Linked DNA regions of Homo sapiens: all the other regions are linked to region 4. A link is a loop called in an ENCODE intact Hi-C map of the cell type or tissue named here. Cell type or tissue: endothelial cell of umbilical vein. All regions are shown on one strand. Each heading gives the region's core, and the rest is flanking DNA. Links, peaks and the distances in the headings are about the cores only.

Region 1 (4,472 bases), core at 276-4,275, 180 kb before region 4:
CAATGAGAATTTCTTTAGCAATGGGGGCTCAGGATCAACTGGGTCCTGGCTATCCAGAGAAGAATCCTTAGCCCAAGGTACACAGGAGAGAGGGAGATTTTATCTTCTGCCACTTCAAGCATGCAGGTGAGAGGGCCAGATGCAGACTCTGCTCCTGCATATACCCTATCCTATTTAAAATGGTTTCTCCTAGGAGTTTATAGCCTAGAATGTGCTCATTGAATACTTGTTGAATGAATGAGAATCCTAGAAATTTCTATCACTCAAAGAGAATTTAAATGATCATAAGTAAAGGTGTTTGCGTGAATTCATTTCTAGTTTATTGAGGATTTACTAATAAGGATAGGGCTCTTGATAAACATTTTGAGGAGACAGTACGATATAGTAAAAAAGACCCCAGGCTTGAAATCAGAGAGACTGAATCCCAAGTCTACCATTTGTATATTGTTCATCTTTCAGCAAGTGATTGACATTTTTGGGCACTGTTGTCTTCAATGGGGAAAGAATGATTTTTGTCATTCTCACAAGATTAAACAAGATAATGGCTTGAAAGAACTGTATTGAGATGTACAGATGTCAACACATTATTATTATGGGGCATTAAAGGAAATTAAAGAATATTCCAAATTACTGTCACTTGAATTGGGGATGGCTTCACGTACAAGTGATGAGGATATTATCTCTCAGTTTCAGTTACAAATTCTTTCACCCCCATACTCTGTTTTGAGACACTGGGCTGGGACTCTACAAACCAAATTCCTTCTTTGTCAGCAGCTCCCTTTTAGGCCCTGACAACAAAGGATGCTTGAGAGAGACCGTATGACAGGAGGAGGAAGAAAAGACTGGCTGCTTCCTGTTTGCTTCCGTTTCTGTCACCTCAGGCTGGCTTCTTCACACTGGCAGCAGCACTTCCTTCCAGTTGAGTCCAGTTTGCAGTTTTCCAATACATGGAGGAGCAGCCTTGTTGCATTCCCTCAGAGACACCAACATAGCTGCTGGAGTTTCCTCCAAAGAGGTCTGGCTTCCAGCTCCACAGAACTCCTCTTCCTAGCCCAGAGACCTCAGCACCAGCTGAGCAATTGCTATGCATTTTTGACCTGTATTCGAGTGCTCTGGGGCTAATCCTTCAAGTTTCTGCCTTTTAATCATTCTAACCTCTCCTTTTGTTTCCTCAGCAGTAGGGGTTGTTAACTATTTCCTGTAATTGCTAACACTTGTTACTCTTTTTGTTATTATAGTTCTTTAGCACTTAGTTAACAATTCTTTATGTCAAATTCTCTCTTAAAAGTAAGCGAAGTGTTTTTTCTGTATCCTGAACCACTGCACAAATGGACATATTAGGCTAGGTTTGGAGAAGAAATAGGAGGAGAACTGGTATAGAAAAGAGCTCAGGAAACTCCAATAGTCCTTTATAAAGGTTCTTTGAAAAATTCTAGAACGTTCCTAAGGTAAGTAGCTTCTGTGATGGCCCCCAATGATACTTACATGCTAGCATTCATGGCAGGATTGATTATGCCACTTCTAAGATTAGGTTATTTAAAAAATCTGTAGCTTCCATCTTAGGTACTCTCTCTTGTATTGCCAACTTTGGGGAAAACTAGCTGCCGGATTATCAGGTGGTCCTATAGAGAGACCCACATACTGTGGGGCCACAGCCTGCAAACACATGAGTTAGCTCGGAAGCAGATCACCATCCCTGCCCCTGATAGCCCTCAGATAAGACTGCAGCCTCAGCTGACTGCTTACAACCTTGTGAGACGTTAAGTCAGAGACACTCAGCCAAACCACACCCAGATTCCTGACTCACAGAATTGAGATTAAAAACGTTTGTTATTTTAAGCTAGTAAGTTTTGGAGTAAGTTGTTATGCAGCGATAGAAGACAAATGAAGTTTCTTTTATTGAGAAACTATGGAAGGACGAAAAGAAAATATTTTTCCAACTTTATTTTCCTAATCAGTGAATATAGAAAACTGATTTAAGAACCAGCAGTTGTATATAATTATATTCCATTGATATTCTTTCAGTTTCTAAGATTTTACTTTCTCCAAACCTTAGTTTGTTTCTCTTTCTGTCTTCCTTTTTAGTGAAATATATGCTGTTGGAGAGGAAACTGGGGCAGAGAGAAATAATACATATTTCTAAATAATCTTCTGGCTCTAATTTACCCACAGGCATACCCTGAGCTAGGTATTAAATAAAGAAAAACTGTATATTTCAAACCCTAGCTCTCATTTCTAAGGCACTTACAAGTTAATTGAGATGACAAGACACGGACAAAATTAAGTAACCTAAGGAGACCAGGACTAATCAGGATTCTTGTTTGCAAACAGTGTATTTGTCATGGTGGGTTAACATCTTTAACAGGCAAACACAAAGTGTCAATGCTTGGACATTATGTACAACTTTATTTCTTGGCATGAAGGGACTGCGAGGCAGGAGGGGCTGTGTTCTATGTACTTACTTAAGAACCCGGAGCTCTGGGTCCTCCCATCTTGTGCCCCTGCCTTCCTCTAAGTGACATCAGTGAGCAGCTGGGGAAAGAGAGCAAATAGCTGATGAAGTGGGAAGTTTTTGTGGGCTAGCTCTGGAAGTACATCACTTCTTTTCATATTCCATTGGCCAGAATTCAGTTATACAGAGCCAAAGAACTGCAAGGCAGGCTGGGAAATGTAGTCAGCTGTGTGTCCAGGATGAAAAGGAAGTGAGGTTGGGTGAACACATAAATGCAGCCACAAACAAACAAATTCTTGTTGAATTCAACAGAAAAAAGTAAATTGAAGTGGTATTTGCATAGCTACTGCTACCAAGTAGAGTTGTGCAGGTTTTGTCCAGCAGAAAGGTCCTGGGTGAGGGTGAGTGAAAGCTGTGTTCAGCTTGAAGAAAGGTTTGCTTCTTTCTAATGATCTACTAAGAGGGACGCGCCTTTAAGAAACCCATACAAAGGCACTATGTGTGTTAGGACACCCTGTATCTATCTTACAGAATCAACAAGAAGGCACAAAGGTGAGGCTTGGATATCAAGCAGAGCCCAATGCTGGTCAAGAACAATCTATTACAATGTTGCTGGTGACCCTGCCACCACTGGGCATTCACTGCCATGTGACAGGACCCTGACACCCTGGAAGCTGTGTCCTTACATGGTAGAAATGGGTCTAGCTGCCTCTCTGGGGTTTCTTTTATAAGGGCACTTGTAAGGGTGGAACACACATGACCTAATCATCTTCCCACAGGCCCCACCTTCTAATATCATCACCTTGATAATTAAGTTTTAACATATGAATTTTGGGGGACACAAATATTCAGACCATTGCATCCTCTTATTGTTTTCTCAGATCACTCCAGGGACCACTCATCTGGGTTCTCTGAGAAACAGACAGACACCAGATAGGCTTCAATGTGTGAGAAATTTATTAGGGAAAGTGCCTACGAGAGACAAGGGAAAGGAAGTTGGGAGTGTAGGAGAGAATGCAAGTGATGCAAGTGCAGAAGAGAGGGGGGATTAATGAAGGGAAATTGGGCATTAAGGGTCTAGATTGCAGTGCACCTCTAAGAGAAGTATGGCAATGTTGTTGGGGAGGCCTGAGCTAATGTTGGCTCATCAGAGGAGCCCCCGATCTCCCCAGGACCTGACCTATTTTAGTACTCCCAGAGTGCTCAGTGATTGGCTGGGAGCAGCAGTGGGAGCATGGCCCAGATGCAGGTGCAGAGATGGATTCCAGTGCCCAGCAATGAGGGCACTTATGCTGCATGTAGTTTGAGATCTGAGGAGCCCATTGTCATGGCCACCATAGCAGCAATTAGAATGCTCTAAATCAGTGGCTGGACTCAACTGTTTAAAGATTAAGCTTCAGTCATCATTCCAAAGAGTGAAGGGTAAAAAGCTCCCTGCAGGTGAAACCCTGTCTGTACTAAAAATACAAAAATTAACTAGTCATGGTGGCACGCACCTGTAGTCCCAGCTACTCAGGAGGCTGAGGCAGAAGAATTGCTTCAACCCAGGAAGTGGAAGTTGCAGTGAGCTGAGATCACACCACTGCACTCCAGCCTGGGTGACAGAGTGAGACTCCATCTCAAAACAAAATAAAACAAAACAATCTCCTAACCCACGTATCTTTAAAGTCATTAACTTCATTAACAAAGCCCTATTTATAATTTCTATTATGATAACTAATAAAACTTCTGGTGTTGAACAGAGATGAAAGTAACTGAAATGGCTCTGGAGTGGCCTTTTGAGTAAATGCTGGCTTAATACTCCAGCAGTGTGTTTTCCTGCTTAGGGTCACTAGACATCCATGATGTAGAATAAAATAAACTGATATGGTTTGGGTCTGTGTCCCTGCCCAAATCTCATGTTGAATTGTAATCCCCAGTTTTGGAGGAGGGGTTTGGGAGATGATTGGATCATGGGGTTGAATTTCTGCCTTGCTGTTCTTGTGATAGTGAGTAAGTCTAATGAGATCTGGTTGCTTAA
Region 2 (4,472 bases), core at 203-4,202, 130 kb after region 4:
CCCTGTACCAGCACTGACTCCCACTTAGGGAACCTCTCAGGATCTTTGTTTCTTCATTTGGGGACAATTTTGGTGATGCAAGCTATAAGGGTTAAATTAAATTAAATCATATTTGGGAAAACACTCTTTGAACTATAAAGCTGTCAGCTTCAGCCCTGCCTTCCCCAGTTTGCAGAACCCACTTATTGAGGCATAGTTCATATCAAAGTTACCTCTTTCATCACCTCAGCCCATCCATCTAGGGGCTTCAAAAATGTTCTCAGACCTGGAATCTTAACTGGGGCCAAACAGTACACAGCCTAGTGCATAATACCAAGATCAAACTGACTGGGACAACTATGGGAAACTCTAGGACATCCCCTAAACTGTCAGCATATCCCACACACATGTTTTCCTTGCCTTCACTGCCAACCAGACCAGGAGCCAATATCCCAGGACCAATCATAGCACCATTTATGGAATGTGTTCTGTGTTCTGAGCCTTATGCTGAGTATTGTACTTGCAATGTTTCAATTAATCCTCACACTAGATCTAAGATAAGTAATCTTATCTCCTTTTTACAGATAGGAAAACTGAGGCTTAAGGAAGGTTAGGACAAAAGTTAAGGAACTAATGGTTCATAAATGATGGGCCAGAGTTTCTATTCCAAGTTTATTTGACTATGATCTTGGGTATTATGATGCCTCTGTAAGAATTATTTTGCAGATGAGTCCCATGAAGGAAACTGACCTACCTGCAATCACATAGCTAGTAAGCACCAAAACTGGGATTATAATCTATGTCTCTTCAAGTCCAAAGACATGCTCTCCCTGTGATACTGTGCTACCTTCCCCAATCCCGTAAGACTAGTTTCTGCCCAAGCGTCCCTTCCCTGAGCTCAGAGCCTGCTGTTGTCCCTAGCCTATTGTTGAATGGCCTGGATCCATGCCTAGCTCTTCTTAGTTTCTTTCCCTGGAATCTGGGTTCCAGATTTTGTCCTTGCTGATGGGACACCTGCTGAGGAAGGACAGATCTTCCCAAAAGATGACAGATCCCTACTTGGTTCCAGAGAATGCAAACAAGAGTTCTCACTTCAGACACATCTACCTTTGAGAATGAGCACCAGACTAACCCATTCCCTTGTTTTCTGTGTTGGATCTGTTAAGCTGCCATGCTCCAAAATGCTGAGTGGGGTCAAGAGGTTGTTCTCCAGCCTGCCTTCTTGCAATTTCATCCTCTTGCTAATTCAGGCATGTTAGAGACCCATAATTCTCATACTCAGGCCTGACCGATAACAAATATCAGCCGTTATTTTTTTTTATGCTTCTTCATTTCCAATTGTAAAAGTTGTATGCTCATTGTTTTATTTCCCATTGCTACGACAAACCCTTCCTCTCTATAGCAGTGCTACAGGAGCATAAAGGGAGCAGAGTTGCAGATGGCATATTGTAACTGGCCTTAAGTACAAATTAAAAATCCACCTACATGGTCAAGGGATGCTACAACCAGATCAATTTGCAGATAAAGGTGCTCATTCAAGCTGAAGGATTTAACAGAAAAAAAGCAGACTAAGAAACAGAATATTTAAACACTTCAAGTCATTTGCTTGGAAAGACTTTCTGCATCTTGTTGGAGGAGCGAGTCATCTTCCTGTGTGAAGTGTTCAAAGCTCACTTCCGGTGAGTAATGAGAGGGGCATTCAGGTCTGGATGCAGCCACTGTGCACGTGGTGAAGTCCACGGCACTACGGCTTCCTCTTCAGAAAGCAGAGGTGCTGCCTCTTAGGCTCCATAATTCTGGGCTCTTCTCCAGGCCACAAAACAACCAAAGTTTCTAAGGGCATATGCTGATGGCATCTGCCAGCTCTCTATCCAGTGCAACTATGGCTGTCTGTGACTCACAGTAAGCTCCACCGGAAGCCTTTTCCATGTGTTTCTGTGCAGGCTCTGTTGGCTGAAATTCGTGCCAGTCCCGAGAAAGGTCTGTGGTTCTGGCAGGCAGCAATCATGTGTTGGAGAGCTGCAAGGACCCAGTCTTAGTTCAGGCTGTAGCTGCAGAAAGGGTAAAAACACAAGCCAGCACACACTGATGTGTATAGTGAATGGGCCTGGACTACCTCAGTAGGCTGGAAAATACATAACAGTAGGTCTGGGGGAGAATGTACATCACATACACAGAAGGCTACTCATTGTCTAAGCCAACAATGGAATTTCAAAAAAGATAGAGAAGACCCCATTTCTCTGAAGCAACAAATCGTGCAGGACAGTAAGAGACTTGTGTTAGAAACTCCCATCCTACCTCTTATCTGGGTTAACCATAAGCCTTCAAATGACCCCACAGAAGCAGCCTGCAAGGGAGATGGTGGAGATGTTATCACTTCTACTTTTCACACGAGGAAACTGAGCTTCCGGGAGGTTAAGTTGCCATAGATCACACTGATAGTCAGCGGCCCCAGAGGATTTGAACCCACATCTGTCAGACTCAAAAGCCACCCTCCTACCTGCTTCAAAATTCATCTTGTTCCGATAAATTGTTATTCAAAGTCACCTGTGTTCAATGCTGGAGCCAAACACCCTTTTGGGGTACTGAATAAAAGAAAGAAAAGGAGAGAGGAAAGGAGTCCTAGCTTTGCTGCTTTTAAACAATGTGGCCTTAAGCAAGTCACTAATAACCTCTCCAGCCTGAATGTTTAATTCTGGGATCACTTTGACAAGTTTATCAGGGGAGATTCTCTTGTGCTATTTCCTTTATTGACCCTGAAAAAGTATAGTTTTCTCACTCAGTCATTATTCATTGATTCCTTCACTCTGTAAACATCTACAGACTACTCAGCGGCAGGCACTAAGGCAGAAGGATAAATAAGACATGGTCCCTGCCATCAAAGTAGTCATGGTCTGATGGGAAGAAAGGCCTACAAAAACAGTCACGTGGCAGTGCACAGGACACAGTGCTCACCCTCCATAAGCACAGACCTTTCTGCTGGTGCAGACCCGGAGCCAGCTTCTCAGCATGCACAGCAGAATGTGCACTACAGCAGCACCCTGCCCTAGGACCATGGGAGCACAGGAGAAGGGGCAATTAACACTCAGTTTTTCATCTTTGAACCACAGTCACTCTCTGAAATTACATCTTAGGGCCTTAGGGCTATTTTCACTGCATGGCACTGTTGGGTGACTCATCATAAATTTAGAGCTGGAGAAGAATGCTGAGATTATTATAATGCAATCCCTCATGTTATAGGTGGGAAAACAGGCCTAAAGAGGTAAGGTCACAGGTAGGAAGAAGTAGAAACTGCTTCTGCACCCAGATCTCTTGACTTCCATGTCTTGCTAATTTTCAGCAGTTATGAGATACCCAAATCTTTTTCCTGTTTTGATTCTCCCTACCTCCTTTCATACTATACAGTTTCATTCAACTAGGTGTAATAATGGAAGACAAGGACTCTGAATAAATATGAAACTTCTCCGTGGGACACTTGAAATTAAAAAAACATCATTTTTTTGGACTCATTTGCAGAAATCTCCAGTGAATGGACCTTGACCTAGCTGAGGTACTTAAGTCCTAGCTAACGTTAAAATCTGCTGCAGATGAATCTCTTTTGTAAAATGTAGTATATGGAAAAAGTCTCGATCTTGGATTTAGGAGGCCTGGATTCAAATATCAGCTTTGCCAATAGGTTGCCTTCAGTTCTTAGGCAAGTTCTTCCCTTCTGAGGACCTCAGTCAGTCCCCTCAACATCAAAGGAGAAGACCAAATCCAATAGAAGCTCCATGAAAACAGGGACTTTGTCCACTGCTCTCTCCCCAGTGCCTTGAGCCACACATAGCACACAGTAGGAACTCAACACATGAAAATGTCTCCAAAGACACTAACGTTCAGAAAATAGGAGTCCATGAAATCATTTCCAAAACTTAGAGTTCATGTCTGTTCGTGTTTTTCCCCTCCCTTTTGTTCAAGGGATGAATGCCTCCCCACCTCCCCCGTCTCTTAGCAACAGCGTGGAAGAGTTGACTGTTCTGAAGCAGTTCTCAAATTGTGTGACCTGGCAGCTGTGCATTACTCTGTGTACTCTAATATTATCGTTTCGGCATCACTCCCCCTCTGCTGTCACTTCTCGGGCCCTTTGCTCAGAACCACCCGCTCAGCTCCTCTGCTCACTTGTTGCTGAAAACACACCCTGATTCCACCTACCTTCACCAAGCTCGCCTGTGCTACTATGCAAGACAATAGAAGACTGGACACCTTCAAGCACAGTAATGTATTTTAACAGGAGTACAAGTGTGTAGTGAGGAGGGGTAGATGTTTTGCAATACTTGGCAAACACCAAATTTGAAACCTGTAAACATTTCCCAAGGTCTTCCATGGGTCACTTTATTGTGCAGTGGATTAAGCAAAAATTTTTTAAAACAAAGAACAGTTACTACCATTTATTGAGCCCTTGCTATGTGTAAGGTAGTTTCACACACTCTTCCCTGCTTAATCTTCTCAACAAC
Region 3 (4,472 bases), core at 203-4,202, 140 kb before region 4:
ATTTCTTGGTAAGGAAGTCTTCCAGGCCCAATGCGCATTCTTAGGTGGCCAAGCAGGGGTGGAAAGACGGCATGCAAGAGACTGCCTTTCCCAACATACATCCCCACCTTTATCCACATTTGTACCTGCATCCATATCTACCCATATCCATATCCATTTCCATATCCATGTCTATGTCATCTCCCAGGTTGCTATCACTTGTTTTCAGTTATGTTCATCTGCCTGGTCTTGATTCATTTATTTTGATGGTGTCTTTTTTTCTCCTATATTACACCATGAGTTTCTTAGAGATAGTAGCATGATTTACTGATTTCTGCATCTTACACCAGCACACAGTAGATCCTTAAGGATTTGAAGATATTGGGGAAAGCAGCACCTTTGTCAGGCATTGTTCTGGCCAGTTAGGCCGCATCACCTTATTTTAACCCTGGTTACTCTATGACCTTGTCTCACTTCTGACCTTTGCACTGGCCGTCCCCAGGTCTGCCTACGGTTGGCTTTTTCTTTTCATTCTTATTTAAATTCAAAAGTCATTTTCTCTGAGAGTCCCACCCTGACCACCTGATCCAGGGATCCCAACCTGATTCCCCCACAAAGTCATTCTATATCCCAGGGTCCTCTTTCATTCTCCCCATAACACCTATCAATTCCTGAAGTTAGCTTTTTAATGAATTTATTGATTTGTCTATTGTCTGTCTTTTCCAGCCCCTTTCCCAATTAAAATATAAGCCCCATGGTGGCAGGGGTTAGCTTGTCTTTTTTGAGGCTGTGTCTGCAGCTTAGAGTAACGTCTGACACACAGTAGGTGCTCACTTATCATTCAGTGAAAGAGTAACCTCAAGCGGAGGCTATTACTATACCATTTTTTTTTTCGAGATTGGGTATCGCTCTGTCACCCACGCTGGAGTGGAGTAGCATGACCTTGTCTCACTGCAGCCTCCACCTCCCGAGCTTAAGCAATCCTCTCACCTCTGCCTCCCAGTTAGCTGTGTCCACGGGCACACCCAGCTATTTTTTTTTTTTTTGTATTTTTGGTAGAGATGGGGTTTTACCATGTTGCCCAGGCTGGTCTCAAACTCCTGAGTTCAAGCAATCCAACTGCTTCGGCCTCCCAAAGTGCTGGGATTACAGGCGTGAGCCACCTTGCCTGGCCTATAGCAGTTTTGGAGATGAGGAAGCTGAGGTTCATGACAAGGCCCATGTCGACAGATCTGAGATCCAAAGCCCTTTTCAAAGCCCAAGTCTCTTACAGGACGAGAGACTGCCACTTACCAAGCACAGTGGATACGTTGATAGAAATATGATGCTTCTACTTTAATCAGACTTTCTGATGTTTCTCTTTTTCCCTTGTCTGTTTTGAAACTGTAGACAAACAGGCATGTGAGTCTCTAATTCCAGAAAGTTTTATTTACTAGCATAATAATAAAAATAATAGCTTCAAAGTATGCTAAGAACTTTGTATACACTATTTCACTTAATCCCCACAACAAGCCTATTAGAAGGATAATTTAATCTCCTTTATACACATAGAAAAATAAAATTCAGGAAGATAAAATACCCTACCTAAGGTCAGTGGTATCAAAACAAGAATCAGAAGATACAAGCAGTAGCTGAATGTAGTGGCTCATGCCTATAATCCTAGCACTTTGGAAGGCTGAGATAGGAGGACTGCTTGAGACCAGAAGTTTGGGACCAGACTGGGCAACATAGTGAAACCCTGTTTCTACAGAAATTAAAAAAAAAAATTATCCAGAGGCATTGATGTGCACCTGTAGTCTTAGCTATTTGGGAGGCTGAGGCAGGAGGATGGCTTGAGCCCAGGAGTTCAGGGCTGCAGTGAGCTATGATTGCACCACTGCACTCCAGCCTGGGTGACAGAGTGAGACCCTGTCTCTAAAGAGAGAGAGAGAAAAAAAAATACAAATGGCTTAATTTGAGAAGTGAGTGATAAAAGACTAAGGAAACCAAGACTCAAACTCACATCTCTTTGCCTAACCACAGTGCTAGAGTAAACACTCCCTAAAGGCAGGCTCTGAACTGGGTACCAAGGATACGAAGACTCATTCCCTGACCTCAGCAAGCTCATGGTCTAGAAAAGGAGGACCCAATTTGGACAGGAAACAAACCAGGCACAAAACAAGGGGAAGAGGAGAATGGAGAAGGAGGCCTATGGGGACATGCTGGGCTCCTGCAACCTTAATGGTGGTAAATATAAAAGGGACTGACCTTCTAGTTTTTCAGTGTAACACCAGAGCTGTAGAGGGAGAAGGGCCACTAGGAGATTCCATTTCAGTGATGTAGCCAGCAGGAAAGCCCCCATAAGTGAGAGCCTGGAGAAGTATCTCCTACCCTGGACTGTGGCAGGAGGGAAAAAGAGCAGTCACTGTAGGGTGAATAGAGTGGTCCTTAGATTTAGTGTTTTACTTCCCCTCCCAGCCTTGAGCCAGCTGCTGTGACTCATGGCTCTTTGGCTGCAGGAAACCCGTTACAACCTAACTTTCTGCCTAGGTCAATTGGTTTTGGTTTCATTTTCTAGTCTGGAGTATGATCATGTTGTCTATTAAACTCAGAAATTTTCTTGACATTTTCAGTTTCATGCAGAATGAAAAAGAAGTGGTCTTGTGACAATGTGATCACCTTGCTGAATGTTCTAGAGCTAACCAGTGGGACAAGGGACAAGGGCTTCCTTATCAGGATGGAGTCTCGGTCTGTGAAGCCAGCAGTCCCAGTATTTGAAAAAAAAGTTGTCTCAGTCAGTGTTCTAGCAAAAAATGGATGGTACACTCAAACTGTGTAACTTGGAGGGAATTTAAGGAAAAGATCATTTACTTAGATGCAAAGGAAACTCTGGGGCTTATAACAGCAGGCAGTCATTACCTTCCCTATCTCTTAAAAGGCAAGAAGAGGGAGCAGTTCCTGGAACAAAAAGACGGGAGTTGTAGGGAGAGGGCTCCCCAAAAAGAGGCTGCCTTCATGAGAAGAAAGCAGCCAAGCCCTAGCAAAATCCTAAAAGGAGGGAGCAGGGAGAATAAATCCCCCATCCTCACTCTCCTGCCACTCCCTGCATCTCTTGCTGGTAACTTGCAAAGGCTGGGCACAATTGGGAGCTAGAAGGCAAGGGAGATCATTGATGGGGCCCATGCAGGTCGGCCTCCTAGGGTGCAGAGGTGGGTACAGAAGGGTAGGGAGATCTGGAGAGCCATGGAAACTCATGTAACATGTAACAATAGTTATGGCTGGTTGACAATAACTATACAAAGAGTGTCGATTGTGGTAGACAACTGCCATTGACTACTCAGGATACATCTGGCCCTTTCAAAGCACTTTTATGAACTAGCTCTTTTGATTCTCACAACAAGCCCTTAAGGTGGGCACTGTCCTGGACCCATTTTCCAGACAGGGAAACCAGGGATGAAAGAGGTTAAGCATTCGCTGGGAAATGAAGGAGTATGAACTCAAACCCAGATGGCTGTGGTTACAGATCCAGTGCTTGTTGTCCACTGGATGGGCCCATCTTACCCAAAATGATAACCGAGGAGCTAGGTCCTCAATCATTGCTGAAGGGTAGGGACATGAGTATGGCCTGGGGAACAAGAGGAAATAGTTCCATAAGCATTGTTTAGCATAAATGAGATCAAACAAACATGCTTCATTTAAAAGATGTTAAAATATCACCCAAGTGGGTGGGGGTGGGGAGACAGAACCAGAGAGAACGAGCGAGAGCGAGCATGCACCAACTGCACGTAGGATACGAGCCAAATGTCTAATTATAGCTGATAAGGCTCCTCCTGATCTGTGCCCTGCCTACTCATCTTTCCCTGTTCCCCGTGGGGCACTGTGTCCCAGCCAAAGGAAACTCTACTTAGTTCTCAAAATAGCCCTAGGTCTTCTGCCTGGGACAGTTCACCCCACCTTGTATTCGCCCACCTCAAATCCTATTTATCTATTGGGTCCTAGTTTTGGCCTTTCTCTTGCCTTTCTTCCTCTCTCCCTCCTTCCTTCCCCTAGCAAACACTTATCGGCATCGGGTGTGTGCAGATATAGTGGTCAGTGTTGCAGACCTGGGTCAATACTGGTCCCTGCCTTTATGGAGTTTCCACGAGGAAATCTTCCCTCCACGCCCAAGTGTAGGCTGGGGAGTCCTCCTTTGTGTTTTTGCGGCCTCTCTTACTCTGTTGTCTATCACCTGGTTTCGTGCCTGTCTCCTCTCTCAGACCATAGACTCATGAGGTTGGGACTCTGTCTGATTCTGTGGGTGTTCATTTCCTATCACTCCTGTAACAAATTACCACAACTTCACAGCCTAAAACAACACAAATTAATAATCTTACAGCTCCAGAGGTAAGAAGCTGGACACAGGTCTCACTGGGCTAAAATCAAGGCAGTGGGAGGCTTTACTGCTTTCTGGAGACTCTAGGGAAGAATCCATTTTCCAGCCTTTTCAACTAGAGGCTGCCTGCATTCCTTGGTTG
Region 4 (4,472 bases), core at 260-4,259:
ACACCGATGATAAAAACAAGGCCCAGAGGAAGTAAGAAATATGTTCAAGGAAACGCAGCAAGTTTGTGGTAGAAGCAAGTCCAGATTCCAGGACCCGAAGGTCTTTGTAGCAGCCTTTGCAGCAGCCTGGAGGTGACATTGGGCCTCAGAAACCATGACTGGCCTCCCCCTCATGTTGACATTTCTGCGGCAGTGACTTTGAAAGCTGCCTTTTATGGCTCTGGCTTTGGAAGGGCAAACACTGTTATCAGTAAAACAACACAGGTGCTTTCTAGAGTTGGAGCCAGGTGGAGCCAAGCAGGAAGGGAGACCCCTTCGCACAGGCAGACATGACCCAATCACCTGTCTGGTTCAGAAGGGTGCAAAGACCCTCCTTGGGGAGTGGAACAAGAGGCTTCTGTGGTGGTGAAGGGCATGGCTTGGGGGCCAGACAGGATAGCTTCAAGTCTCAGTGACATGGCTGGCTAACTGCAACCTCAACAACCTCCCTGACTGAGCGTCAGTTTCCTCAGCTATAAAACAGGGATGTTGATGGCTCAGTCCTATGACTGAGCATATTCCAAGTGCTCAATAGCACATGTGGCTAGTGGCTACTGTATTGTACAACACAGATACAGCATTATCACAGAAAATCCTATCATGCAATGCTGGTAGGGGCTCTGGGCTCTTGACATTAGTTCTTGATCTCACTCACTACAGCTACTGAAAACAGAAGACTGGTCCAAGTGAGGTCTCCAGCTCTAAGGGCTCGGATTCACGGCAGAGATCCACGGTTCCTGGCTCCTCTCTCTAGCCCTTAGTCCTCTCTATTACTGCAAGGATTTGGCTTCAAGGTTGGAGCCTGGCTCACTGCCTTTCTTATGCTTCCTAAGCAGAACCCCAGGGTGAGAGGATGTGTGTGTGAGGGGAAGAGGCTGGCCAATGCCTCCTGTAAAGGTAGGTGTCCAGAGTCTGAAAGCCTTGGGTTCAATTCCTGGCTCACTCACTCAGATGTTAATGGCTCCAGGTAAGTCACTGAACCTCTCGGAGCCTCAGTTCTCACATCTGGGCTTGCTCTAGTAAGGGGTAAAGAGGTAATGGAGGGAGAAACACTTTGGAATCTGTAAAGTACACTGTTCAGAATGAGAAACTTCTACAAGTAGATTGACTCTCCTTGCTCTGCCCCTTTCTTCACTAAAAGAGTATTTAGATAGAGGCAGATAGCTGCCTTAGAATATAAGCAAAAAGATGTTTTATTTAGAGACATTTTCCAGACATCTGGAGATGAGAAGAACTTGGTATCCCAGAGACACCCTGGAAGAGTCCCCTAAAGGAGAATGGGAAAAGGAAAACATTCTCTGAACACCTATTATATTTTAGATACTGTGACAGTCCCTTTCATATATAAAGAGTGGCAATGATGATGATGCTGGCTAACAAGAAAGTTGAGTGCCCACTGTGTGACAGGTACCCTTTTGATTGCTTTACATATATTATCCCCATTTTACAGATGAGGAAGCTGAGGCACTGCAAAGTAAAAACAAATTTCCAAGGTCACCCTAAGCTAAGGTTTAAATTGCAGCAGCCAGAGTCGCAGGGCCATGTGCACAGCCGTCTCTCCACACTGCGTTCAGTCTGCACATTGTTAGTCTCATGTAACACCACCTGCCACTTTCAGATAAGGAACTGAGCCTCAGGAAGATTACGTTACTTGCTTAGGGTCACATAGAGGGGAGAGAGGAGGTTCATTGAGTGTTTTGCTTTTTTTCTTCTTTCTTCAAAAATATTTCCTTCTTTGGCTATCTTTTTGACTAGAACAAAGGCATTGTTGATTCAGTTCGCGTCTGAATCTTGCTTCCTATTATTTCCTCACTTGAGTCCTAGGTTCCCCTTAGGATCAGACAGAAGAAGTCTACTGCCTTGTTCATAGGGAAATCTCTGAAATACCCAAAGCCTATCCTCCCAACATGTTTGCTTCTTTTCTTCTTCAGGAAAAGAAATACAAGTCCTTCCGCCTTGGCAAAGATGATAGTACCGTTCCCTTCAGTGTTCCGGTTCTGCTCTATTGGATAAGTTCCGGTTTGACTATGACTACGTGAAAATGTGGAACCAGACCTTCACCCCACATTCCAGCTCCAGCTCTACCACAGAGGAAGTGCAATATCACCTTAGTTATTCAACACATTATGCTCCTCGTGATACAACCAGAGTTCACATCAGCAATCTTGGCAGCTCTCACCACGCTGCTGACTCACGACTCTCTCATGTCCCAATTTCCTGTCCATTGTTCTTTCCTCTACTTGGCCTGATTTCTAAAGGCCTCTCTTGGTTGCATTAAGCGGGATTCCTGAGGGATTCCCTTGGCAGTTACCTTGGGGGAGCTCTTAGGTTTGGGGCTGATCCATGTCCTCTAAATGTAGGACTTCAAAGCTCCCAAAGATAGGCAGGCCCAGTGGGAAGCTGGGAAATGCTCTCTGACCCCTCTGGGAGGGCTGGCAGTCAGAGGGCCTTTTGGAAAGAGTCAGACCTGATCCATAAGTCCCTGGAAAACACCCTGCCCAGGGAGCAAATGCCACTGTGGCCTTGACTGAGGCTTCAGAAGAGTTTGGGAGCTGCAATTCATCCACACACGCATTCATTTTCAAGTAGTGGTTTGCAGTTCAGGCTTTGGAGCCACATAAGCCTGGCTTCAAAGCCACTTTCCAGCTTTGTAGGAAGTCTCTACATTTTTAAACCTCCATTTTTTTTTCCTGTAAAACTGGGGTCTTCATGGTACTTAACTTCATCGTGATGTTGAGAGAATGAAAAGAAAAAGGATAAATAAATGGCTTAGCCTCGTGCCTTGGCACATATTGTGATTGTTTCTTCACGTCTTTGTTCTCCTGGTGAAGCATTTATTCAGCAAGTGTTCACCAAGAGGCTGCCGGGGCAGCTGGGCGCTGTGGCGGAAAGAACACAGATGCTAATAAAAGCCTGAGCACAGGATCAGGCTCTGTGGGTAAAGATGCTCCAGTGGACCAGCTGAACACTTTACAGGAGACTCGTTCTGGCTCTGCATTTGGACGGCTGAGCTCCCACCCACTTCATCCCCCACCCGCAGCACACACACCAGCTTCTGGGCCATTTCTGAGTTGGGAGCTTCTCAGATTACGCTCAGTGTGACCTTGGGCAAATCCCATCACTCATCTCAGCCTCTGGCATATTTCCTATAAAACAGAGATAATAATACCCACCATACCAAGTTTTTGTAGTAGATTAACCAACAGCAAATGTGAAGTGCCCAGCGAAGCCCAGCATGTGGTTGATGCTCCACAACTTCTAGCTCCATTCCCCCCACCACACCTTCCATAACCGTGTGCCAAGCTTGGGCTAGATGCTGGTGGTCAACAGATTAAAAGAAGCTAGACCTGCCTGCAGGGAATTTAAACTTTAATGGGGGAAATAAACATTTGAACTTCTATCCCAGAGAAAGAGCGCTAAGGGCTGTGATGAAATTATGTCTGAAGGGTTATGGAACACCAGGAAGGGCAAATCGCTTTGCCAGTTTGGCCCTCAGTTTCCTTGTGTGTCAAATGAATGAAATTGGTTACTACCCCATGTGAGATGACTTAAGTGAGTTAGTGAGTGTGCAACTACATGTCGGAAAGTTTAGTTCTGTGCTAGTGCTTCTATTTACTTATCTGTTTCCCCATTAGAACTTCATCCCCTTGAAGGGGATGTCTTCTAAGCCTATGTCTTATTCATTCCTCTGTCCCCAGCACACTGGCATAGAACTGGTGCCCAGTCAACATCTGTTGAGTAAACAGATAAAATGACTTATTATCTAATTTTATCCCCCAAGACCCCAGAGAGATACACCATCCTATAGATGGAGGAAAAACTGAATACAGAGTTCAGTGAGTGGCCTGGCAATCAGTGGCTAAGCCAGGCATCTTGGAACCTGTGGTGATGACCTTTCTGCTAGATTTCACAACACAGGCCACTCTGGTTCGGGTGGGATGACATTGCTTTCCTGGACATGACTCAGCTTTCCCTGGGGGTCACTGAACCCAGCCATCAGCCTTCACACTGAGTCATGGGCTGAGGTGAACTTCAGACCTGAGGAGGGAGCAGGGCTGCCCTGCCAGGTGGGTGTGCCCAGGGATCCCTCAGTCCAGCTGAGCACACCACCTGGGAAATCCTTCATGGGGTGAAGATGGGGCGGGGACAAGGATGTCACACCAGATCCACACCCATCTCCCACAAGAGCGTCTAAAGAGCAACACCTATCCCGTCACTGTGACTGGTGGGCTCTGACTCAGAGGTGCCCCTTCTCCATCCCCAATGTCACGTCCTCAGCATTGACTCCAATCATCTTTTGTTCTGCCTGGACTCCTAGCCTCCACTCTATCAACCTTCTTTTCAAAGAAGTTAAGTGATTTGCCATAACCACACATTATGAATATCATGTACTTATGTTCAGAAATTCTTGACTGGCTCCCTACTACCTGGAA
Region 5 (4,472 bases), core at 191-4,190, 260 kb before region 4:
GACACAGCGAGACTCCGTCTCAAAAAAAAAAAAAAAAAGAAAAAAAAAAAACAATGTTATATAACAATTTTATAGCTATGAAAACTGAGGCTGAGACACAAAGAGCAACTTGTCCAAGTGCTTACAACTGGTAAATTCTATGTCCAGGATTCAGATCCCAGCTTGACTGTCTTCCATGCTCATTCCCATTACCCTACAAGGCCAGGTCATAAAGAAGACAGAGGGGAGGGAGGAGGAGTTGAATGGCTTTTGGGGTTTAAACTTTTGAGCACTGAACTAGGAATTTGGTGCTGCTGTGTGTTATTGATTAGGTCTCATGACCTCTCTGGGCCTTCCTCGCAGGTAACATGGAAAGCTTGGCCTTTTTCACTGGACCATTCACAAAGGGAATAAAGAGTTTTGAATAAAATAGTTAAACTTTTTATCCTCAAATGTACCTGCTTTTACACAAGTTTTGTGAAAAGCTCAAAGTATTTTTTTCCTTAGTTCGGGTGGACTAGACTAAAGACAATGGAGACAACATTGCATAGTGCTAGAAGCAGGGGGCTTTGAGTGGTGGTTGGCTGGTCATCCTAGCTATGGGAACTTAACTGTTTTGAGTTTCAATTTTCTTTATTTTAAAGCAGGTATCTACCTCATGGCATATTTGTAGAAGGGAAATGAAATGTTGCATGTAAGCATTTAACATAGCAACTAGCACATAGTAATCACACAATAAATATTGGCCATTATATTAACAGCCCCCATGGGTATTATACATTTGGCATTAGAAAGACTTGAATTTGAGTCTTAAATCTATCACCTACAGGCTGTGTGACTTAAACAAATCAATTAGTATATCTAGTTCATCTGAAAAATGGGAACAAGAACATTATTTGTACAATCTGCCACAGTGTCTCCATAAATGTCAACTAAGATTCTGTATGTAAATGTGCTTTGCAAGCTGTGAAGTGCTGCACTCATGTTGATTAATCTTGGTGGTTACTTTTCTGTCAAGGCTTCATATCCAGTCCTTTGCAGATCTGAGCTGCCTCATCATTGCCTTTGTAGCAGAAAACTGAGAACTCAATCTTATTTTTCTTTGTACTAGCAGCACTCATCAAAATGTTTTGTGTGCCAGTGTGTCCAGATTATTAAAGTTAGGAGTCAGAGGATCTAGTTTGGCCTCTGCTACACACTGGAGGTGTAATCTTAGACCAGTCATTTAACTTCTCCAAGCTGTTTTCTTAGTCCCAAAATAGGAATAGTCTTAATATTTGACTTTCCTACTTGTTGGGGTTATTCAGGATGATAAAAGAGATAAAAAGCCTGTTGAACACCATATATTTCTATAAAGGCTGAGGGGAACATTCCTAAGCATTATTCCCAGTAGGCAGCATGTCTTTCCTCCTGGCAGCTCTTAGCCTTGCAAAACAGCCTGATAGAACTACTAATGGTTTCCTGCCTAGGTCCCTGCTGTTTCATGCCTCGGTGCTTGTGCACTTTGCACAGGCTGGTTGCTCTGCTTGGAATGCCCTTCTCCTCATTTCCTCATCTTTAAACCTCACTCCTTATTTACGGGATGCCTAAGAAACTCATTTTCCAAAATCCAGCTTCAAAGAGTCTTCTCCCTAAAACCCATTTAGACCCATTCAACCAAAGTCAATTACCACCTCCGCTCTGTGTCCCACAGTAACCAGTAAAGACTGCCATCATATCTCTCATCACCCTGCAGTACAACTATTGTTTAATTATTCATTTAACGGCAGCAGAATAGCACAGCAAAGAAGCACATAGGCCCTAGAAACTGGGTTCAAATCCTGGCTCTGATACTTAACTAGTTGTGTTGGGGAAGTGACTTACTATCTCTGTGCCTCAGTGTCCTTAACTGTTAAGCAATGATGATAATGATACCTCCTTCATACAATTGTTGCTTGGAAGAGACACATTAAACCCTTAGAATAGTGTCTGATGCATAGCGGATGCTCCGTAAATCTCAACTTTTATTAATGTTTCTGTCTTTCTTATTTGACACCAAGGACTTATCCTCGGTGCCTAAAACAACCCCTGACACACAGGAAGAACTCAACAAATGATCGTTGAACTTATGACTCAGAGAATCCCACATGCCATGAATTCCTGTGTCTCTATTCAGTCCTCTCCCTTACCCCCTGGATCCTGTCCACTCTCCACTTTTCCTTAGAAACAGGTCTTGCAGCTTCTGCTTTCCATTCAGCATCAGCACTGCTTTCTTGGCTAGGAGTTCCCCTATCTCCTGCCCTGTTTCCTATTTGGCTTTCTGACTCAGATTCTTCCTGTTCCACCCAGCTAAGAGCCCTGCTTCAGACCCAACCTGCTAAGACATTGTTTTCTCCACTCATTCTCTGCTTTGAACCCTCCAGATCCCATACTTTCTACTGATTATATCAGACGTCTTCTGCCAGGAGTGTTAAGATCCCCCGTGACCACTAATTTATCTTCTCACTGCTTGCCTGGGCCTTTCTCTGAGCTTGGCAACCCCTTCACCATCTTATCCACCTACGTTATCCATCCACCCATCCATTCCGCCACCCAAATTACCCACCTATCTACTACCATCCCTTCAACTACCTACTCACCCATCCACCTCCCCACCCACCTTTCCATTCATCCATCCATTTGTCCACCCAGGCATTAAATTAACATTCACCGTGTATTTATCACCCTCCAGTCACCATATAGAACACAGACTTGGACAAGAAGAAAAGCTGGTCTCCAACTCCTTGTAATTTTTAATCTACAAACGGAAATCAGATAACTGAAGAACTGTACTTTGTGGCAGAAGATATTTTGTGTCATATGGGTGCTATCACAGGCTTCTAAATTAAGCTTCAGGGAATCTGAACTTCTTAAAATCATAAGCAAAATTGTGTGGGTGAGAGGGTGTGTGTGGTGCCTCTTTATATATATATGGGCGTTTCTCAAAGGAGAGGCTCCACGGCTCTGTGATATTGTCAAAGGGGTTTTCCAGGAAATACCAGGGGCCGGGTAAGGAAAAACCCAGGGAAGAAATAGCTTTAGTTTAGGGCTTTAAAGGGAGGAAAATGGAAACTAACATTTATTTCAGACCCACTATGTGCCAGGTAAAACTTCTAGTGTGGCAACCCTAGATATGTCCTTGTTTGGAATATGGGAATGGGTGGGAAACAAGTTGGAGGAAGCTAGCCTTTATTGAGTACTGGGCCAGGCAGCATCATTTTATTTAATGCTTACAGTAACGTTTCAAAATAGGTACAGTCATGTGCCACATACTGTTTTGGTTAGTGGCTGACTGCATATATGATGGTGGCCCCACATGATTATAATACCATATTTTTATGATTATAAGATTATAATACGTTTTCTATTAATTTATAGATGCATGAATATTATTGTATTATAATTCCCTATAATATTCAGCAACGTAACATGCTGTATAGATTTGTAGCCTAGGTGTGTAGTAGGCTACACCATCTAGGTTTGTGTAAGTACACACGATGATGCTTCCACAACGACAAAGTCACCTTAAGGACACATTTCTCAGAATGAATCCTCGTTGTTAACTGTCACATGGCTGTATATTATATGTATCTTACGGAGGAAGACACTCAAAGAGGTAAAGCAAGGCCCACACCCCACAGCCTCGAGGCGTAGAATAAAAAAGATTTGAACTGAAGTCACTTGGGCTCTAGGGCCCATGATCTCTGCATCCCTCCCAGGGCTTCCTGTGGATCAAGCATGTCACTGTGTAAGTGCTTTACACTGTAAAACACCACTCAGTGTAAGAGAAGATGCTGTTGTCTGTGCTTTGAGAACATTAAAAGGGTTTTACAAGCCTAAGGAATTGCTGTCATTAAATTTTCAACAACCTCCAAAAAGAATGACCTTTTCCTGGAGATTCAGCCTATGTAAAAGGTCAGCGAATCTTGGTTCTCACCCAGAGAGTGTTATCACAGCAGTTTCCAGGAACAAGGCTGGGTACAGGGCAGTCACTCAGCAAGCACTTGTGGCTGGGTCTGTTGGCAGAAAGGAGCCCTCAGCCTCATGCCAGCCTCTGTGCCCCCCGACCCCTGCTGGGGTTTCTGCCTGGGGAGGGCAGGAGAGTGCTTCATCATAGCCAGCAGAGGAAGTGTCACCTCAAAACCACCCCTTTGCCTGGAGCCATGGGCCTGGCCAGCAGAATACACACTTCTATGTCCGGAAATTTCTGGAACTTTGAGAAAGCTTGTGTCCCATTCAGCTGCCCACCCAGAGTATTCCCCCTGCTGCCTAATATTCACCCACTCCTTGTGTGCATGAAGGAATTCAAAATCCCTGGACTTCTTGCAAGGGGAAAATTGAACTAAGTGACCTCTAAGTGTCCTTCTAGTCACAGAAAACTGGGATGAATTAAGAGAGAAAAGATTTTTTTCAACTAAAATTTTTTTCTCCTTCAAAGCAAGGACCATATAATTTGTTGATTTGGCCTCATCACA
Region 6 (4,000 bases), core at 1-4,000, 540 kb before region 4:
AAAGAGTCCAAATTTGATTCTAGATGTATTTGGTCTAAAACCCATATTCTTTCCAATAGAGCAAGAGCTTTTCTAAAACTGTGACTCTCTGAAGAGTAAAGCTCACAACCAGTTTTAGTGCTTCTTCAATGCCTATATCCTTCATAACTGGCTTATGTGTGAAGCCCTCCTTGACCACTTCAACCCACACAAATCATGCCTTCCTTTGACCCTAAACAGCACTGAATGGTGCCTACCATCCATTTATTCATTGAACAAACATATCTTGAAAACTGACTGTATGCCAAGTGTGAAGACATAATTGCCAAGACAAAGTCCCTGTCCTCAGGGAGCTCACAGTGCAAGGTGGAGATCAAAAATCGACACATGAAAAATAAAGTATTACCAGCACCAAACAAGCTGAACTAAATTGCATATTTTCTTGGTTTTCTTACTCATTCTTTTATTTTATTTATTTATTTTTTAAGAGACAGAGTCTCACTCTGTCGCCAGGCTGGAGTGCAGTGGCGCGATTTTGGCTCACTGCAACCTCTGCCTCTCGGGTTCAAGCGATTCTCCTGCCTCAGCTTCCCGAGTAGCTGGAATTACAGGCGTGTGCCACCACGTCCAGCTAATTTTTGTATTTTTAATAGAGACGGGGTTTCACCATGTTGAGCAGGACAGTTTCAATCTCTTGACCTCATGATTCGCCTGCCTCGGCCTCCCAGAGTGCTGGGATTACAGGCGTGAGCCACAGTGCCCGGCCTCATTCTTCACATGTATTAATTCTACTTCTCAAATGGGCTGTGAAGCTGCCATGTGCAAGCACTCTGGCGGCACCTGTATTTGTATGGTATTTAGAATGGTACTGAAGACACACAAGTTCCTCACACATCTTCATGCATTGATTATTAGCTTCTTTTCAGATCTCGGCCTATCATGGTAACCATCTTTATTTGCCTATTCACTCAAGTCCTCCTTCAGTTATTACACACTGACTGTAAGTGGCCTATGTAGTAAGTACTGTGAATGATTTGAAAACAACACCTTGCCTCCCCTTGGAGGGCACCATAGCCTAGAGAGGGAGGCAGGCAGATGTCTGTGAACAGGTGAGACAAGGTGGTAGAGTTGTGCTAAGAAAGAAACTGCTGAAAGGCTTCATGAAGGAGTAGGAATCAAAGAATGCATAGGAGTTTGCCAGGCAGGTCAAAGAAGGAACGAAACTCCAGCTGGAGAAACAGAGACATGAAAGTACCTGGTTTCCAAGGCATCTTTGGTGAGCCACGGTAGTATGACCTGCCAGAAGCTGGGTGGAGTGGGAGAAGCATGCGGAGAAACAGGGCCAGACCAGGAAGGGTATTCAGTGCTATGCTCAGAGACTCAGCATTTTTTCCTCAAGAACTGGGGAGTCACTGAAGGGGTTTAATATTGGAGGAACATAATCAGACCTTTATTTGAAAGAGGATCCCCCTGAGAAAAGTGGGCCGGAAAGCAGAGGACAGGCTGCAGATAGGAAGACCAGTATGGAGGCTGTTGTAATATACCAGGTAAGTGGCAGTGAGGGCTGGAATCTATTGCTGGGACTTTTCCTTTGCATCCAACATATTGATCTTCACGGTATCAGAGAAATCTGACATGCTGAATGGTGTCCACGTTGGCACAAAATTTCAACATTCTCAGGTCTGTTACAAGGTGCCAAAGAAAAAAAAATCAGATATGGGTGAACCACCTAGGAGAGGCTTCTGTGCTTCAGCTGCCACACTCCTTTGCCAAATAGTTTCCCAGAGATCATACCAGGCATTCTGAGCAGAGACAAAGGCTTTCGGTGGGACCTTTACCCAGTATTGGACAGAGAAAAACAAACTTGCTGGTACAATCCAGTAAAGGAAGCTCTGGCAGCTTGCCCAATTGGTCCAGTTTCCTGATCTCTGAACAGATTTCCCCTCCTGCTACACAATCCTCTGGAGCCAAGAAAGAATTGAGAAATAGGCTGGAGTGTTCGGAAAGGCTGCCTGGCACAATAGTATCCAAACACCCCTGCTGCCACGTGTTTACTATGTGACTCTAGGAAAAATACTAAACTTCTCTGGGCTTTAATTTTACTGAATACAAAATTGGGTAATAATCATTGCATGCCAAGGTTAAAATTAAAGAAGAAAATATAAATTATGAGTCAAGTTTACTATAATAGTAGGCCTTCAATAAATATCAGTTGCCTTTCCTTTTCCTGTCTTTCCTTTTAGTATTTGCCATTTATTAATATTTACCTAGTGCTTATATAATAACTGCTATATGGAAGGTCTTATTCATAAGCAAGTAACCTTTTTTTTTTTTTTCCTTTGAGACAGGGTCTCGCTGTCACCCAAATCGGAGTGCAGCGCATGATCACAGCTCACTGCAGCCTCAACCTCCTGGGCTCAAGCAGTCCTCCTACCTCAGCCTCCTGAGTAGCTGGGACTAAAGGCACGCACTACCTCACCTGGCTAATTTTCCAGTTTTTTAGTACAGATCGGTTTTTCCATGTTGCCCAGGCTGGTCTCAAACTCCTGGGCTCAAGCAATCCACCCAATTCAGCCTCCCAAAGTTGCTGGGACTACTGGCGTGAATCACCACGCCCAGCCCAGCAAGTCAAAATAACAATTAAAAACAATAACACCAACAAAAAACTTGACACATCCATTTTTTACAAGGTAGGACTATATGGAAATACAACCTCAATCTGCTCCTGAGCAACTGAATCTATTAAAAGGCATTGAACCTGGTAAATCACCAAACTATTGGAACATGAGAATCGTGTAGAAACCTGATAAAATTACAGATATTTAGATTCTATTTCTACCCAGGACTACTGAATCAGAATTCCCAGAGGGTTATCCAAGTATCGTCACTAAATTTTTTAAGAATTAAACTGAAAATCTCTCCAGGTGATTCTTGCCATCAATGACTTACTTTCTGAGGCTAGTTTGGGATCCAGTGATCTAATCTCTTTTTCTACATAGGCAATGATTAAATCAGACCAATATCACAGCACACTCTCAAAGCCAAGGGCTGACTCCAAATCAAAGTAACAAAGTAAGGGTGGGATCCCAGGTATCTCCTTTAAAACTCCAGACTAATAATAAAAAGGAAGTGTCCTTAACTTCAACCCAAATCCTTCACATTCTCATCATGGCAACGTTTTTAAAAAACAGACCACAGTGGCTGACTGTGGAGTGGTAGTCTAGTCAAATGAGACCTCAAGCCCAAGAAGGCTACTCAGAGGTCAAGGCATGCCCTAAACATCTACAATACCCATCTGGGTCCCTAGGAAGTGTCAGGCCTTTGTATTGCCAAGACAATATATCTCAAGTATACCTGCCAACCTGATATAAAACATGCATCCTCTTCTTGTCAGCCCAAATGAAGGCCAGAAAAAGAGAACAGAAGGGAAGAGAAGCTGGGGCAGTGGGGGAGAAAGGAGGGGAAGGAGGAGGGGAGGGAAAAAAGAAGAAAAGGGAGTGAGGGAAGGAGAAAAGGAGAGAGGGAGAGAGGGGGAGAGGGAGAGAGGGGGAGAGGGAGAGATGGAGGGAGGGAGGAGTTTTAACTATACCACACCCTGATTCTTTTTAAACAAATTCCAGGCTTTTAAAAAATTTTTCTGTAAATATTTCAGCATGTATCTATAAAAGGAGGTATCTTTCAAAAAATAGCTAATTATCAATATCATAATTAAAAAGAATAATTCCTTAATATCATCATATAGCCATTCTGTATTGATATATGCCTCCTATGTTTTACTTTTCTTAACAGTTGTTGTTTGAATGAGGGTTCAAATAAGGGTGACACACCACGAGTGTTCCATATGTCTCCTGTCTCTTTTTGTTACAGGTATCCTCTCTAACACTCTTCTTTTCCCCTTTGTAACTTTTGTTAATCAAAGAAACTGGTCCACCTAAGTGGCTTTTTAGGCTAGAGTGTATTCTTCATCAGAAAGAGATCTCCTTGCTCTAAGAAAATACTTGGGAAACTTTTTTTTTTTAAA
Region 7 (4,000 bases), core at 1-4,000, 880 kb before region 4:
CTCATGTCTGTCTGACTTCAAAGCTTCTACTGTATATACAAAAAGGCCGGACTTAATGGAGACTCTTTCACATTGCCAGCTTCAATAAGTATTTCCTATATAACTAGCCCCAGGTTTGATGACTGGCCTAAAATCACAGCCTGACCAAGGACAAAGACTGAACATTTTAATTGCCCTTTTGCAGATTCCACATCTAGGTTTCCCTTGTGACCTGCTTTATCCAGGAGCAAAACCCCATGGAAATGTAGCTAATGCCTTTTCTAGAGCTGTGCTCGCCTTCCAGACATCTCACAGTGGCCGTTGCTCTCCCTGTCCTATCTGGCTGACTCTTTGGGTTAGACCTGTTAGAACTGGTATTGGCCATGAATCAGACAGCAGAACAGCTGAAGCTGCTCTGGCATCATAATCCTGAAAGGAATAATAGGAACCGAGACAAATTATACTTGCAGCCTTGCAACTTTGTCCTTACTCCTCTTGGTTGGGAAGCTGACATGGGGTGAGGGGGTGAAGAAGCCAGTTTAGCATGTCTTGCTCAATTCTGGGGTGCTCTGAAAAGGAGTCCTCATGATGAAATTTTGGTGCAAAGTTGTGCATTGGCAGAGAGAGGTTGTAAGAGTAACCTTGGATACACACAGGGACTTCTACTTGTCACACATAGCTATGTTAGTAGGAGTCCCCTACCCAATATTTATTAGACTGTAAGCATTCTGGTAACGTAGGAGTTGTGACGGGGCCAAGCACAGGGTTAAAAGGCGAACTCCAAAGCCTGGGTTGGAATCTTAATGTGGCCTAACATTAGCTGTGTGACTTTGGATATGTTACTTAAACTATTTCTGCCTAAATTTCTCCATCTGTAAATGGGGATAATTATGGGATCTACTTCAGCAGAGCTGTTGTAGATTAAATGTGGAAATAAATGAAAAGCATTTAGAACAGTACCTGACTCATAATAAGTGATATAAATGCTAGTTACTAAATTTTAGATAATTAATATTTTAATATCATCAATATAGCTATATGTAGGTACTACTAAGACCTACTCTATGAGCATCCAAATTTATTAGTTGTAGAATTATTTTAGGAACAATTTGCTCCTACTAATGATGCTCTGTGACAATATAACGGTAAGGAATTCTTTCACTACATGAGATAGATTTCTTGACTTTAGAATCTCAAAATATCTAGAAGGGAGCTAAGGTGAGCACCCCTTCACACACACTTGATTTACAATGTTAATACTGACAACTTTGCCACAACTTTGTGCACTGGCCTTATTCTTTACATAGGTGGAATCATGCAGTATTTGTCTTTTTGTGGTTATCTTATTTCACTTAGAATAATATCCTCAAGGTTCACTGATGTGTGGCATGTCAGAAATTGCTTCTTTCTAAGGCTGAATAATACTCCATTGTATGCACATATCATTCTTCATTTATATGTTCATCTACTAATGAACACTTAGGTTGCTCTCATGATTTTCGCTATCATGAATAATGTTGCTGTGAACATGAATGTAGAAATATCTCTTCCATACCCTACTTTCAGTTCTTTTGGGTATATACTCAGAAATACAATTCCTGAATCACATGTTAATTCTATTCTTAATTTCTTGAAGAATGGCCATAGTGTTTTCTGCAGCAGCGATACTATGTTACATTCTCACCAACTATGCACAGAGCTTCCAATTTCTCCACATCCTTGCCAACATTTGTTGTTTTCTGTTTTAAAATAGTAGCATCCTAATGTGTGAGGTGGTACCTCACGGTAGTTTTGATTTTCCTAATAGTGCTGTTGAATACCCTATCACGTGCTTACTGGTCATTTATAAATCTTCTTTGGGGAAATATTCATTCAAGTCCTTTGCCCACTTTTGAATTGGGTTGTTTTTGCTTTTTTGTTGTTGTTGAGTTTTAGGAGTTCTTTATACATTTATATATTCTGGATATCAATCCCTTACTGGATGTATGATAAGCAAATGTTTTCTCCCATTCTGTGAGTTGCCTTTTTACTCTGTTGATAGTGTCTTTCAATGCACCAAATTTCTCAAAGCACATTTAAGTGACTCTTCCAGAGCCACATATAAATTTGGACTGAACATAATAATGCAATTTGGGGTCATCCTAAACATTTATTATTAAACTATAGTCACTAAATTACACTCTCCGTGACTGTGAATTTTAAAATCAGCTGAATCCCCTCTCTTCAAAATGTGCCTCAACTCAGTCCCTGCTTCTGTGTGGCAGAGGCCTAAGTAAATGTCGTCCCACATCGTTAACAGTGTGATCTATTAGGCAATGAGATGAGGTTGGCTCAGAAGGAAACTGGCTTCTCCTGTCTCCTTGCAAATCTCTGGGTTGCCTGCAGATGGTGCTAAAGCACCGTGTGTGCCGCCTCCTTCGCAGAGAACAGCTGCCAGCTGCCAGCTCCCAGCAAGCAGCGGAGGACTCTCTGAACACGTGGGGTTTACGGAAAAAACTTAAAAACTTCCCTGAAAAGTCTTGGGAGGGTCAGGGAAGAGATGGAGAAAGACAATCTTTCTAATTTCACAAAAAGAGGGATGCTCCAGCTGCCTCCAGGGAACAGAAACAGGGACAGCAGCCCATAGCTCCTACTGCCAGTGGGAACTCAGATCTCTCCACCTTCCTGCATGGAGCTCCCCTACGCAATGCCTGTACCTTCCACCCTGGCCTTTAGAGAAGGGTTTATATTCGGAGGGTTAGCAGCCTGACTCTATGTGGAGTTAAAGGAAATGAAAAGAAAGTGGATTGCTTTTCCATGAACATTTCCAATTCTGTTAAATACTGATCCTGCTTCAGTGGGATCTGCACATTTGCCTGTTCATCATGTTAAGTGGAATTTGCTTTTAGGTCTTAACCTCGAATACTTCCCTAAAATTATAAAAGCACTTCCACAACAGCCCCTTCATCTTCAAAATCACTACCAGCAAATTAATAGAGGTCTTTTACATCTCTAGCCTGGATTCTTGAAAAAGCCTTTTATCTGGACCCTCTATTTCTACCCTGAGCCCCCTGTACTGGATCCTTTAAGAGGGATTTTTCTGATCTGCATCTGACCAGATCTCACCACTGCTTAGAATTCAGCATCTCTGTTCTGCCTATAGGATGAGGTTGGAGGTCTTCAGCATGGCCTCCAAGGTATTTATGAGCTGACCTCCCCCTACCCAATTCTATCCTTCCCTAGTCCCACTTCCTGCCATTCCCCATCTCATACTTTGTGTTTCTGGATTATGAGTTGTTTATAGTAACCTGAATGTACTATGCTGCTCCCACTTTTATAACTGTACATGTTATTCCTTCTACTATGAATGTTCTTTCTTGCCTTGGCCTGTCTACCAATTTCTTACAAGAGCTTAAAGTTAGCTTGGACATAACCTCCTCCCAAAAGCATTCTCTCATCTCTACAGGCTCCCATCTCTTTCTTCCTTGGGCAACTTTGTCACCTGGCAATACTTCAATTGTGGAACTTATCCCGTTGTTCTAAAATAATCTTATGTGCCTAAATTAAATTGTGTTTTATTCCCCTGTAACACCTGCCTGGAGCCCAGCATAATGCCTTGAATATAGCAGGAATTCAGTAAACTAATATTTTGTTGAATTGGGATTAAAATACTGACCAATGTCATTTTTTAGCCTTTGATGCCAAGTGATACAAAGAGTAAAAGAATGAGCAGATTCTACTGGGTCCTTTGATGGAGATATAAGAGATCCCTACTTTAGAACAGAGAAGAGCAGATTTGCTGCCAATTACCTGGGAAAAAGAACATTGGTCTGAGAGTTCAGAAGCTTACATTCACCCCCAGCTCTGGCCCTACATAGTTCTGCAGCCTTAGGTAAGTGAAGGTGACATTACCTCCCTGGAACTTAGTTTTCTTAACCACAAATTAAAGGACTGGATTAGTTGACCACCTGAGTTTATTCCAGATCTATAGTTGCATGTGTGTGTGTATGTGCTCACTTCCTTAGCACTGTACATATAAAAA

Evidence for each region. A loop is a pair of places that touch in the nucleus more often than their neighbours do. Peaks named below come from ENCODE experiments on the same cell type or tissue, not always from the same donor. Only the 100,000 strongest peaks of a DNase experiment are listed, where the experiment ranks them.
Region 1: a loop joins it to region 4, with 5 times the contacts of the local background. A loop is called at or near these places in 3 of 110 quality-filtered maps.
Region 2: it touches region 4 in a loop (5-fold over the local background); 3 of 110 quality-filtered maps call a loop at or near these places.
Region 3: it touches region 4 in a loop (4-fold over the local background); 4 of 110 quality-filtered maps call a loop at or near these places.
Region 5: it touches region 4 in a loop (3.0-fold over the local background); 13 of 110 quality-filtered maps call a loop at or near these places.
Region 6: it touches region 4 in a loop (2.1-fold over the local background); 3 of 110 quality-filtered maps call a loop at or near these places.
Region 7: a loop joins it to region 4, with 5 times the contacts of the local background. A loop is called at or near these places in 2 of 110 quality-filtered maps.

Annotation. Positions count from the first base shown.
Region 1 is chr1:59,060,175-59,064,646 of GRCh38, reverse strand. All of the region lies in intron 2 of LINC01358 (long intergenic non-protein coding RNA 1358), which reads right to left. Among named protein-coding and RNA genes, the nearest start is that of LINC01358, 42 kb to the right of the region's middle. In endothelial cell of umbilical vein, for the core only: no CTCF peak of the experiment used is centred there; DNase peaks (open chromatin) are centred at 946, 1,776 and 2,546; H3K4me3 peaks cover 249 bases; H3K27ac peaks cover 2,100 bases.
Region 2 is chr1:58,752,920-58,757,391 of GRCh38, reverse strand. The region is part of intron 6 of LOC112268263 (a long non-coding RNA gene); the gene reads right to left. Among named protein-coding and RNA genes, the nearest start is that of JUN, 29 kb to the left of the region's middle. RefSeq lists an enhancer at 1,191-2,390. In endothelial cell of umbilical vein, for the core only: no CTCF peak of the experiment used is centred there; a DNase peak (open chromatin) is centred at 1,751; H3K27ac peaks cover 3,180 bases.
Region 3 is chr1:59,018,378-59,022,849 of GRCh38, reverse strand. It overlaps LINC01358 (long intergenic non-protein coding RNA 1358), which reads right to left and starts at 2,374. Exons shown (of 3, transcript NR_110626.2): 1 at 2,227-2,374; 2 at 1,273-1,362. RefSeq lists enhancers at 2,503-2,612, 2,643-2,692. In endothelial cell of umbilical vein, for the core only: no CTCF peak of the experiment used is centred there; a DNase peak (open chromatin) is centred at 2,479; H3K27ac peaks cover 1,120 bases.
Region 4 is chr1:58,881,233-58,885,704 of GRCh38, reverse strand. The region is part of intron 1 of JUN-DT (JUN divergent transcript); the gene reads right to left. It overlaps LINC02777 (long intergenic non-protein coding RNA 2777), which reads left to right. Exons shown (of 5, transcript NR_183656.1): 5 at 1,971-2,827. Among named protein-coding and RNA genes, the nearest start is that of LINC02777, 21 kb to the left of the region's middle. RefSeq lists a silencer at 86-281 and enhancers at 2,314-2,608, 1,511-2,710. In endothelial cell of umbilical vein, for the core only: no CTCF peak of the experiment used is centred there; DNase peaks (open chromatin) are centred at 624, 1,734, 2,024 and 4,004; H3K27ac peaks cover 3,922 bases.
Region 5 is chr1:59,140,986-59,145,457 of GRCh38, reverse strand. The region is part of intron 1 of HSD52 (a long non-coding RNA gene); the gene reads left to right. Among named protein-coding and RNA genes, the nearest start is that of HSD52, 3.6 kb to the left of the region's middle. In endothelial cell of umbilical vein, for the core only: no CTCF peak of the experiment used is centred there; DNase peaks (open chromatin) are centred at 1,467 and 2,247; H3K27ac peaks cover 2,182 bases.
Region 6 is chr1:59,421,012-59,425,011 of GRCh38, reverse strand. The region is part of intron 5 of FGGY (FGGY carbohydrate kinase domain containing); the gene reads right to left. Among named protein-coding and RNA genes, the nearest start is that of FGGY, 130 kb to the right of the region's middle. In endothelial cell of umbilical vein, for the core only: no CTCF peak of the experiment used is centred there; a DNase peak (open chromatin) is centred at 1,891; H3K27ac peaks cover 405 bases.
Region 7 is chr1:59,758,005-59,762,004 of GRCh38, reverse strand. The region is part of intron 15 of FGGY (FGGY carbohydrate kinase domain containing); the gene reads right to left. Among named protein-coding and RNA genes, the nearest start is that of MIR4711, 27 kb to the right of the region's middle. In endothelial cell of umbilical vein, for the core only: a CTCF peak has its summit at 2,360 (motif pointing right); a DNase peak (open chromatin) is centred at 2,414; H3K27ac peaks cover 292 bases.